Linked DNA regions of Homo sapiens: region 2 is linked to region 1. A link is a contact called in ENCODE Hi-C or POLR2A ChIA-PET data. All regions are on one chromosome and are shown on one strand. The core of a region is the stretch at or near the end of the contact, and the rest is flanking DNA. Distances in the headings are between cores, read along the strand shown. Region 1 overlaps STAT4 (signal transducer and activator of transcription 4). Region 2 overlaps MYO1B (myosin IB).

The links. Hi-C counts contacts between places; a loop is a spot of excess contacts on that map. ChIA-PET counts read pairs that join two places held with the same protein, here RNA polymerase II (POLR2A). Pooled maps may share reads with other maps.
Region 2: a loop to region 1 is called in a pooled map, with 3 times the contacts of the local background. The contact joins two enhancer-like sites. A Hi-C loop is called at or near these places in 2 of 168 maps with a recorded cell type or tissue (both naive thymus-derived CD4-positive, alpha-beta T cell), 1 of 37 single-sample maps with no recorded cell type and 11 of 50 pooled maps. POLR2A ChIA-PET finds 5 or more read pairs at or near these places in 1 of 52 experiments (CD4-positive, alpha-beta T cell).

What each region holds. Positions count from the first base shown.
Region 1 is chr2:191,049,431-191,055,560 of GRCh38, reverse strand. STAT4 (signal transducer and activator of transcription 4) reads left to right here. Exons shown (of 24, transcript NM_003151.4): 14 at 1,027-1,071. Among named protein-coding and RNA genes, the nearest start is that of STAT4-AS1, 31 kb to the right of the region's middle. Within about 2 kb of position 4,765, at least 3 of the 41 ENCODE cell types and tissues checked have a DNase peak (open chromatin) inside an H3K27ac peak, as active enhancers do.
Region 2 is chr2:191,364,626-191,370,302 of GRCh38, reverse strand. It overlaps MYO1B (myosin IB), which reads right to left. Exons shown (of 31, transcript NM_001130158.3): 12 at 675-761; 13 at 11-76. Among named protein-coding and RNA genes, the nearest start is that of MYO1B-AS1, 120 kb to the right of the region's middle. Within about 2 kb of position 4,046, at least 2 of the 41 ENCODE cell types and tissues checked have a DNase peak (open chromatin) inside an H3K27ac peak, as active enhancers do.

The DNA.
Region 1 (6,130 bases), core at 3,516-6,015:
TAACACGGTGAAATCCCGTCTCTACTAAAAATACAGAAAATTAGCCTGGCGCAGTGGCTCACGCCTGTAATCCCAGCACTTTGGGAGGCCGAGGCGGGTGGATCACGAAGTCAGGAGATCGAGACCATCCTGGCTAACACAGTGAAACCCCGTCTCTACTAAAAATACAAAAAAAAAAAAAAAAAAAAAAAAAAATTAGCCAGGCTTGGTGGTGGGCGCCTGTAGTCCCAGATACTCTGGAGGCTGAGGCAGGAAAATGGCATGAACCCTGGAGGTGGAGCTTGCAGTGAGCCGAGATTGTGCCACTGCACTCCAGCCTGGGTGACAGAACCAGACTCCATCTCAAAAAAAAAGAAAAAAAAGAAAAATTTTAAAAATTGTCACCTATAATTCCACCACTTTGCAACGCTATTAACTTCTTCATTTTTATAATTTCATTCTTTTTTCTAAAATAATTATATATGTATTTTAAAAGTGGGATCAAATAATACACACTATAAAATTTGTTTTCTGCCTCTTTTTTTCATTCAGTAATCTACATCAATGCACATTTATTTTGTGTCAGTAAGTCTTCTTCCCCTGTAATGTCATTTAATAGCTTACTATGCTATATGGTACACACTGCCCTGTAGTTTATTTTTCTAGTCTTCGTTAGACTTGGTTTCTCAGGGATTGGGAATCATCACCTACAGCTTAGCTAAAATGATGCTTTCCAGGCGCCAAGGAGTGCTGTATAGATTCTGAAAGTTCCCAGCATGATTTCCTTTTTCGAAAATGTTGACTGAAAGCTAAAGTCTTAGTGATATGCCAACTCCAAGTTTCTAAAGTGGCATCCCATGGGGTGAGACAGGAAACTCCTCTCTGTCAAATCTGGGCAGTTGTGTCAGGTTTCAATGAGTTTGAAAATATGTTGCTGTTCTAGAAGTCAAAACTGTGGCCAAGAAAATGACCGCAACAGGTACGACCAACTTAATATGTAGCTGATAATGCTTTTCCATCTAAATATTGTTGTTTTCTTTTACAAAGCAACCAAAGGAAATGAAGTCCAGTGCTGGAGGTAAAGGAAATGAGGTAGGAAATGTTTTCTCCTATAGAATTTTTCTGGAAACAGATCTTATAATATCTTATTTTTACAAAGCTTTTAAACTGCTTGACTTCATATAAAATCAAATTCATGTTTTTCTCATTATAGATGTAAAGCTTGATAATTGCAGACAATATGAGGAAGTTTTTCAAAAAGAGAAAATGAAAATAACATATTATATGTTATCAACACCCTCCAAAGAAAATAACTATTAACATCTTGGTATACATCATTCCAGTCTTTTATTTATCTATATATTACTTTAAAAATATATGATACTCATTGCTTCATAGCCTGCTTTTTTCACATAGCAATGTATCTTTTTTTTCTTTCTTTTTTTTTTTTTTTTTGAGAAGGGTCTCACTCTGTTGCCCAGGCTGGAGTGCAGCGGTGAGATCTTGGTTCACTGCAGCTTTCGCCTCCCAGGCTCAAGTGAACCTCCCACCTCAGCCTTGCAAGTAGCTGGGACTATAGGCATGTGCCACCATACCTGGCTAGTTTTTGTATTTTTCGTAGAGACAGAGTCCCACCATGTTTCCCAGGCTGGTCTTGAACCCCTTGGCTCAAGTGATCCACCCACCTTGTCTCCCAAAATGCTGGGATTATAGGCGTGAGCCACCGTGCCCAGCCCGGAGAACAGTTTTCCATAATTTTAAATACTCTTGGAGAACATGATTTACATTGCTTGCATTACATTACATTTTATAGGTGTGCCATAGTTTCTTTAGTCAGTCCATTATCAAGAAATATCTTTGTCATTCTTCATTTTTGTTCACTCATTTTCTCACATATATGAAGTCAGGCTGAAAAATTATGATATGTGGGGTAAAAAACAACCCTATTATTTTGAGATATCAATTACCTCGCTCTCTAATGTTTGCATTTCACTAGACAAATTGAATGAAAGAACAAACTGATGCAGTCTGAGTACTCCGTTGAGTTGATGATAGAGTAGTCAAATCATGAACTGGACATGACCTTGGAGAACATCTATTGAGCTGACCTCGAAACTAAGGCATAAGTCAATGACCTATATATTTGGAACTAGAAAACCTGGGTTTGAGTACATGCTCTGCCAGGGCCTGAAAATGTGACGTTTGGCAAATGAACTGATGAGGAAATACTGCATTTTTTTCCTCTAAGAGAGCAGGATAGTCATGCTCAACAGCCCGTGCTCAGAGGTGCTGCAGGTGTAAAACCACCTACGTGATGCAGTTTTGAAGCAGTGAGGTTTATTTCTGGGGTGGTTCATATGGATCCAAACTCTTGGCTTTATAGTCACAGCTCCCATGAAAAAGATCTTTGAATTGTTTGGAGGAAAAGCACTTTATAAATCCAGCATCCAATGACATCCAATTTATCACACCTCACAAAACCATAAAGATCCATCACAAAAGATTTAATGCCCTACCATTTTGCCCTCCAAGAATTCTTCATTCCCTTAATTGTGTCTTAAAGATCATTTGCCAAACATCATAGCCTCACCAAAGATGAGCTCAGTCTTCCAGGGTAGAATCGCTGCTCAGGGCACAGCTCCCTAAGCAGGTCTCTGCAGTCAAAGAAATCACAGGAGCAGAGTTTTGGGGTTTAAGGAGATTCTAGTAAAACGATTGAGTGGAAGATATTCTTCCCAGCTTATAGAAACCCATAAAGGTTTTCTAAACTTCCTAGTTAAACATTGGCACATTTTAAATAAAAGCTCATTTCACACATCTCCTTGGAATTCTGGCTAGAGTTGCAACATTTCATTCAGTTTGACATCTTGAGTATTATTTATGAATCTGAACAGACTAAGCATCATTATCCTGAACTTGTCTTAAGTAAAGCAAATCAAATAAATCCAAATAGCTCAACTCTTGTAGTATATTGTCATCTTTATGAATGTAAAATGAAAATCTTCACTTGAATTTCCCTAGAGACGGAAATCTAGGTAAATCATCTTCCACTGTAGAAAAACCAACCACTGTGTTATTAACACTGTCTACTTATATTGCCTTCAATTTATTTCCTCTTATTTTCTGATGAATAGCAAAATCATACAGTCGTATCAGAATGATTTTATTTCTTCCCTTTTTTTCCAGGTTTGCCGAATCGGGTTAATTTTATTTTAAGCTATTCTTTGAGCTCCACCTGTTGGCAGAATTTTAGTATGACTCCTAGGTACATTTAAAAACAAACCACAGATTGAACCGTGTCTTGTGTGCAGCAGTAACAGTTGACTAGTCATGAAGTACATGAAGGAAGATAAACCGGGAATCAGGGGCTTGGCCATTCAGTAGGGATGATCACACAAAGGTTAGGAAAGAGTGAGGAAAGAACGGGCAATAAAGTGAAGTTCATAAAGTCATGAGGCCAGGGATTGTGGTCACAAATTACAGGAAAACAGGAAGCTAGAATATCGTAACCTCGTTTTCAAGTTTCAAAAAGTTGCTATTGCTTATCTGTGAGCACCTGTAGCCTGCTAAGAATGTCTTCAACAATCCTCGTGTGGCATTTACTATATACTGGACACTAAGAGCTTCACTAATACTGATTTCTGTAACTCTTGCAACAAGACTGTGAAGTAGGTACTATTAGCTTCATACTTATTTCAGTTATGGAAACTGAGGCACAGAGTGGTCACACAGCTTACTCAAGATAGTGGGGGCAGTTGATGGCAGGGCCAAGATAAAACCGTGGCAGTCTGATCCCGTGTCCCTGCTCCTGGCCCCTCTGCTATGCTGCCTCTGGGTCGCAGAACCTTCCCTGGGAGAGGCGAGCTGGTTGGCACTCCTACTGCCCCGTCACCTCACCCCATCTATCTCACAGAGTGTCTGCACCTCACCCACCTGCTCCGAAATCATGTCTGTCTCACACCATAATTTAAAATAATGCTTCCTCAGAAAATGTTGTTGACCTCTCTTGTCTACTGTGTCTCCTTTTGCACTTGTGTCGTGCCTCAGTGGCATAGTGGAGTTAGCAGTGTTGGTTTTTGCCTCTTCAGGCAATCTGAGCTTGCACAAGCCACTTAGCCTCTCTAACTCCCAATTTCCTTATCTACAAAATGGTGCTAATGTTAACCTACACTTCTAAGGGTTGTTGTGAGGACTGAATGAGCTGTGTGTGAGTCAGTGGTGGTGGGCTGTGTAGATGTTGGTGATGGCATTTACAGATCAGCCTCCTCTCGAGGGAGCAGGTGTCTACACAGATGGGAAAACTGGGCTCTAAAACGTGATACCTAACTTCAGACAACTGCTGATCTTTCTCCTTCTCTGCTCACCTGTCAAGTGCTCTGCTGGAGATGTGGTCCCTTTCAGGGGACCCTGGCACTTCCCTCTTCCAGCTCCAGTTCCTTGAAACCTCAGGTCACCATTTGTGTATGCCCCTTTATGGGATTTCATGTCTGGAATTCCTGCTACCACTCCAATGCTCTTCACCTCCATCACACACACACCCACACGCACACACACAATTTTGGGTCGCTCCATTCTACTTTTTGGTTGTAAGACTTTGTATCAGATAGTTATTAAATGATTGACAATGGACAAAGATGTCATAAATGATAGTTTCACTAAGTTGCCATTCCAGACCTCCCTAGATTTGCAGCACCCTGTGACTGTTTGAGATTACCCAAGAAGAGCTGAGCTGTCAGGACGTACAGGGGCTCCTGGCTTTAGGATTGGGTGAAAGGAAGAAGTTGCACAAGACCCATTTTCTTCCCAGAAAACCCAGAGATGCCAAAGAGGTACCTCAGGAACCCCATTTGCCCTGGGGGTTGGGGAAATGTGGAGCTCTGGCTCCCTCATGCCTGTTTCTATCAAGGCAGCTTTATTTTATATATTTACAGATGGAAACTCTGGTGGGAAGTTTACTTTCAAGAATATGTACCAAGGTCAAAAAAAAAAAACATTTGGACTCATTGGACTAGACAATCTCTGAAGTCCCTTTGACTAAGATTCTTTAATCCTCAGAAGTGCAACATAGGGTAGGAGCTTTAGATTTTTAAAAATGAATTTAACTTTAAGAATTTGCTTTGGAATTTCACAACATTCCTTGAGGAATCTGTAGACACGCTATCATAAAATCAACTTTAGCAATCACTGCCTTTCTCTCCACTCTATTCTCTCCTGGGAAGAGTCAATGTGAATAAACAATTTCATCACCTAGAAAGTGGCCAGACTTTGAGGCCATCAATCTGTTCCTGTAAAATAAACATTCCCAGGAAGCAACCTTTCCCTGGAGGTACTTATCTAGCAGGGAGCCAGCTAGAGAGTGATTATTGAAATGTGAAAACTGTTTGAATAGAGAAGCTGGAATTGCAGTTTCTCCAGTTTGCTCTTTGTCAGTGGGCTTTAACTGATAAATGACAGTTTTAGCCACAGACTGAGGTGTTAGGTAATTTTGTTTATGTGGTGGAAAGTCATGAAGCACAATGAAGCTATTAGTAAAGCCTGGGTGACTTGAGTTTCATTTAACAAAATAGCCAAACAGATGTTCTTTCAAGGTTCAGTGTTCTCAAACACAGACGCGCTACTCACACCCCAGCTAGCCCAAGCATTTGCACAGCAAGTTGATTTCTCGCTGAACTAATTTAAAGAGTTGCAACACTTTTTTGAGGGAGAAATTGTACAAAAATATTACTAAAACCTTAGACTTTGTAGAATGCAGCAGAGGGCTTTATGAGCTAAGCAGTGCTGTCATTTTACATTCCTCTCTTCTGATTCTGTGATTCTGTGATTAAAGGCTATCTCTCATGTGATTAGACCACTGTTTCCCTCTCTTCTTATTGTTTCCCAGGATCTAACCCACTGTCTAGCACATAATAGATGCTCAATAAATATTCACTAAATGAAAGGGTTATTTTAATTGTTTCTATTCCACATAGTTTTCCATGGGGGACATTACAATAAATTATGGATTGTTAAGAGATGACCAAGAAATTTGGATGAAAATCACCCTATATCCCAGTCATATTTTTCTTAGCAGAGGTTTCTGTCAAGTTAAAAGCTATTACCATTTGTTGGCCAGGCATGGTGGCTCACGCCTGTAATCCCAGCACTTTGGGAG
Region 2 (5,677 bases), core at 2,797-5,296, 320 kb before region 1:
TAAATCTTACCTCGAAAATCTCAAAGCCATAAATGTCCAGAACACCCATGACCTTCTTTCTCACTTTTGTTTGTGCCTTTAAAAAGTTTCAAATTAAAGGGTTAATTAAGGCATGAAATATAACACTACAAGCATCCAAGGAACATAGATATATATTACAAATTAATTATGTTTCTTAAGTAAGAAAATAACTAATTTAGTTGTTTTTTAAAAAATGTATGAGATGAGGCATTGGTATAGAACTCTTTTAGAAATTTTAATAATAGGTGATATATTTAAAGAAGGCATTAGTGGTGCCTTTCAAAATCACCTAGTCCAACACTCTCATTTTAGTAATGATTAGATCATGACCTAGTGAAGTAAAGTGACCTTTTCAGCAAAGTGTGTACCACTAGTTACCAGGTGAGCCAGGCCAAAACCTGGGACGCCGACTCCCAGAGTAACTCCACAAAGACCATCAGACTATTCACCAGTCAGAAGCAACACACATGGCAAAACAAAATAAACAAAATCCCTGACAAATTTCAATCTTATACATGGTACACTCTTTTTAAGGAATAATCTTTGTAAGTGGCAATCAATTATTTGATTATAAATTTAAACTTTCTTCAACTTAATGTTTATACTGTGAATACCATTTATTACAACTGATTTTGCTCATAGAAATTCAGTACCTTAATGCTTTCATTGATTCGATTTACCAACCATGAAAACAACCTGCTGTAGAGGTTTTTAGCCAGAGCATCACGGGCATAATAAGCCTATTAAAAAACAAACAAACAAAACTTAACACCCACAATTCCACAATGCTTACTTTTAATAAAATCATAAAGATACTTTTAAAAAATATTTGAAGCTCTTTTATTTCACATCTTTGCAGAACCAGTTTTCTTGTATCATAAACAATCAAACCTTTAAGAGAATTAGGCAAATTGTTTATACACAGTTACACTTTTTCACAAACCAGGAAACTAATTTTAAATACTGCAAAAACTTTCACCACAAAGATATTTATTTCAATTTTATGGAACAGAGAAAAATCAGACGCAATTTAGACATCCAACAATAGGGGGTAGTAAGAGAAACATGCACTGAGAGTAATGTTACATAGTCATCAGAGAGTGATGGTTATGAAAATCAGGTAATGAAATGGAAATGCTCGCGTAATGTGAAAATTAAACAACTGTCTACTTAATATGATAACTATTTTTTAAAACCCTTATACACAGAAATGGAAATTCAAAGGAGATATATGAAAATGGCTTTGACTGATGGAATCTGCAAATTTTTTTTCTTCACTCAATCTTTTTTTATTTTTAAATTTTTTTGGAGACAGAATCTCACTCTGTTGCCCAGGCTGGAGTGCAGTAGCACAATCTCAGCTCACTGCAACCTCTGCCTCTTGGGTTCAAGGGATTTTCGTGCCTCAGCCTCCCGAGTGACTGGGACTACACGTGTGTGCCACCACGCGTGGCTAATTTTTGTATTTTTTGTACAGACAGGGTTTTGCCTTGTTAGCCAGACTGGTCTCAAACTCCTGGCCTCAGGTGATCCACCCACCTCAGCCTCCCAAAGTGCTGGGATTAGAGAGGCATGAGCCACCATGCCTGGCCACACTAATCACTTGAGTATTTAAAAAAACTTCCACAATGAGTTCTTTTAAGTTATAGAATGAACATAAACCCCTTCTTACGTGCTTATCTACTTTTAAAGTTATTCAGAACTACTTGACAAAGAGGCAGAAGACATATGCATCTCTATGACTCTTAGAATCCAAAGGCCGAAGAAAGTCAGGTTTGGACAGAAGAATCTAAACACCCTTAAATGCACCGAGTGCCCAGAGCATACAGTAAGTAAGTACTAATGAGATGTTTAATACCAGCATCCTGGGGAGGCCTGGAGGTTGGGTGTCAGCAGCCTAACAAGGAACTGGCCTTGGGAGAGAAAAAGCTTGAGGTTTTGTTGCTATTTTCAACATGCTGGCCGTATGTGTGTATTTTGCTGCTTCTAAGTAAAAATTGGGGTATTACTGTTAAAATTAACCAGTACATTTTTATTTTACAAAGAGCACAACTTGTTAGATTATGTGGGAATACTTTCTCTACATTTCTTCCTAAATAAAATGTAACAACTTTAATAACAGATTCACTTCCCTGGCAACATAACACAGCTGAAGATAACACCTTTTCCCTTCATCTGACATTTCCATGCTAATCCCAAACCTCCCTCCCTACTCCAATTAGGGTTAGAGAATATACCTAAGAGTTGGCAACAAACAAATAAACAAACAAGGGAGGGAATGCTTCCATAGTAGAAAATGCATGTCAAATGCTAAAACAGAGAAATCAAAATATAATTTAGATGCATCTTTCCCCAATACCCTTTCTTCTAGTTTTTGCTTTCTTAAAATAGGTAATTTAAGTGCTTAGAATAATGCCTAGCACACAGTTAGTCTATAGATGTACTTATATTGATTTCTGAAGTATCCTTTTCGTCTACTACTACCTCATGAGGCTATATAATTTCCAAATCCTTTCCTTTTTCTTCTTATAAATTCAAGTTATCTCAAAACACCACATAATTTCAAAACACCATGTTTTTGTAAATGAGCCCTTTTTCATCTTAATGTCGTCCAGCTTTTTTAGTTACATGCTATCTACTTTCAACAAGCCACTATTTCAATAAACAACTGAACTAATAGTGACAATTTATTCTGATAAATTGCTTTATATTTTTTAAAGTGTATTCACAGCCAATATTAATCTTCTTTGGTTTCTTCAACAATATTTATTCCAGGGGTCTCAAACTCAAATGTTTCCAGGGACTGTGTGATAGAAATGAACAGGAAATGATGGCTCTCTCTATTGGGGTTAGAGGATGCATTCCAGGCTAAAGGCACTCAAATTCAAAACTTAAAGAGCAAACAAACAAAACCAAAGAAAATACTACCCTTTAGTCAACTAAAAATATTGAGCTTTACCTGGCCCTAGGAGCTGCCAATTTGCCACCTGGCTGCCAATGTGCCACCCCTGACTTCCTGAGCCTGATTCATGCCACCAAATCTCCACAACATTATCCTATAAAGCAGTAAGGGAAGGAATGTCTATTCCCACTTAAGGACCACTAATATGGGGTGTAGAAACGAGGGAAGACTCAAAGTGCACTAATTCACCATCTCAGTTTCAAAGCACACTATGAAAAGACCATGCACTTCTGCAGCTGCATGAAACTCAGAGAGGAAAAGCCCAGGTGGAATGTGCTGCAGACATGGCCAGTAACAGGCATGGTCTAGGACGGCAAGTGACAAAGCAAGGTGGAGACTCAGAGATGCACAGACATGGGGCCTGCCCTCCAGGAGCTTAGAGTGGAGCTAAGGAGATCAAACTAACACAGAGGAAACAAGCAGAGGACAGGTGCCAAACTGCAAAAAAAACAGGTTCTGATGGGGGTGCGGGGTGTCTCAGGAGGCCTATTTGATCAAAGAAGTCTCCTAGGATAGGGCACAATCAGGTAGAGCATTTAGATGGGCAGAAAGAATGAGCATGACATGGGGGGTGATAGGCAGGTCGGAGCAGAGGCAGCAGGTAACAGAGAACTAGCAAGGAATAAACTGAGGTAAGCTGTGTGGGATCAGATTTCAGAGGACATCAGAAGCCAAGGAGAGAGTATGTCGGAGAAGCTGAAAAACTCTTGTCTTGAGTTTCTATTATTTCAGTATTAGTCCTCCTATCTAGAGAAAGGTCTAAATGCCTTGGGAAAAGGAGGCATGGGGCAATAAAGATGATGCTGGGGCCCAGGAATTGAAGCTATGTGGAAAGGCTAATAAAACAAATCACTTCTCACAGCAATCAAAACCTCCCAGGCAATAGATCAGTAGAACCAGATACTCTGAGTACTACATTAAAAATAAAAAAAAAAACAGTTGACTAAGGAGCCGAATAGCTGAGGATCTCTAGCCAAATTCTTTTATGCCAAAGGTTAAGAAAATGTGGAAAGTTTTCTTTAGTGATGTAAGGTGACTAAAATAAGCTTATAAAGTCAGAGGCACCTGGGCCTGGTTCCCATACAGGATGATTAAAAAAGCAAGAGTAAAACACACAATTTTAAAAAGACCCAAAATATACATATTCCTAAAGGGTCTTCTTAAACAACACAGGCTTTTTCATGGCTTCCTTACAGACTTAACAATTCCCACTCTGGCTATTGAAAATGTCCAAACTCGGTGGCTCTCAAAATGTGATCCTGGACCAGCAGCAGCAGCAGCAGTGTCACCTTTGAATTTATTAGAAATGCAAATTCCTCGGTCCTACCCCAGACCCACTGAATCAAACACTGGGGGTGAGGTCTGCAAACCATGTTTAGTCAGTCAGTCCACCAGGTGATTTTGATGCACGTTCAAGTTTAAGAACTACTGGTGCAGATTTGCCACTCTGACTGCAGACTTCACCTTTCCAGCCATATTGCTCTGAATCCTCTTTACATATCTACAGCTATAGCCAAGCTTGATTAATCCTTCTTCTGATATGTGCCCCAAATCTGGCTTTTCTCAATGTTTTCTTTTTGATATGCCCTTTCAGCCATACTTCACACATCTAAATCCTTTGATTGTTTCCATGGGGTCTTCCCTAACCTCTTACTTCCCAACTCAGGGCCTATGTGTGGGCTTGTGCTGTACAGGCTCTCAGCAGCATTTCCTTGATTAAGTAAGTTACTTCGTATCTGACTGTGAATTAGTGAGGATGACTTGGACAGATATGACAGCAAAAGCAGTAATTTAGGAGGAAGGACAGGCAATGGCTATAGCTAGGAAACGATTGCTACAAACCAAATTTCCATATATATAAAGTTATGGTATTTGCCACAGCCAAAATAACTCACCTAAAATAAGATATCAATGTTGAAAGCTAAAGACATAAAGGCATTCTTGGATTATAGTAGGAAAGGCTGGTTCAGCAACAGAGGGCAAGCCTGGCTCCACCCTACCATTTATGGAGGCTTTATGGATAGTTATGAGGATGAGACAACAAGAATACAGTTGGACAAAGTGGGGGCCTGAGTGGAAGTCCTAAGTTAGTAATTTAATTCTAGCCTGAGTCATTGACTGGTGGTAAAATGCGTAAGCCATAGCACAAAGGGTTTTAGTGAAAGGGGCTGCAGAAGCTGCCTGGGTATACATGCACGTATACAGGCATGCAACCATCCAAACACCCACCCACTTAACTTGAAGCAAAAGGAGAGAAGGCAGCAGCTCAGATTTGTGTCTTACAAAGACTAAAGACTTCACTGGCCCCAATATCAAGGGTAGAGGGGGTTCAAGAAGTAAGGCAGGGAGGCCAATTTGGCTTCTCCCACTGTCTTCTCCAAATCAGTAAATGACAACTCCATGTTTCCAGTTGCTTGGGCCAAAAACATTAAATCACCCTTGATTGTTCTCTTCCTCTTAAACCAGCTAGCACCAGCAAGTCCTGTAGCCTCTACCCTCTAATAATATCCACAATGTGACCACTTCTCACTGACTCCACTGCGACTACCTGGTTCAAGCCACCATCATCTCTGGGTTAGTGCACATCTCCTCGAAGGTCCCTCGCTTTCACTCCTTTTTCCCTGACCCTCTGCTCTCCACATCACAGCCAGAGTGACCCTTTGAAATACAAGGCAGTCATGCCACTGTTCTGCT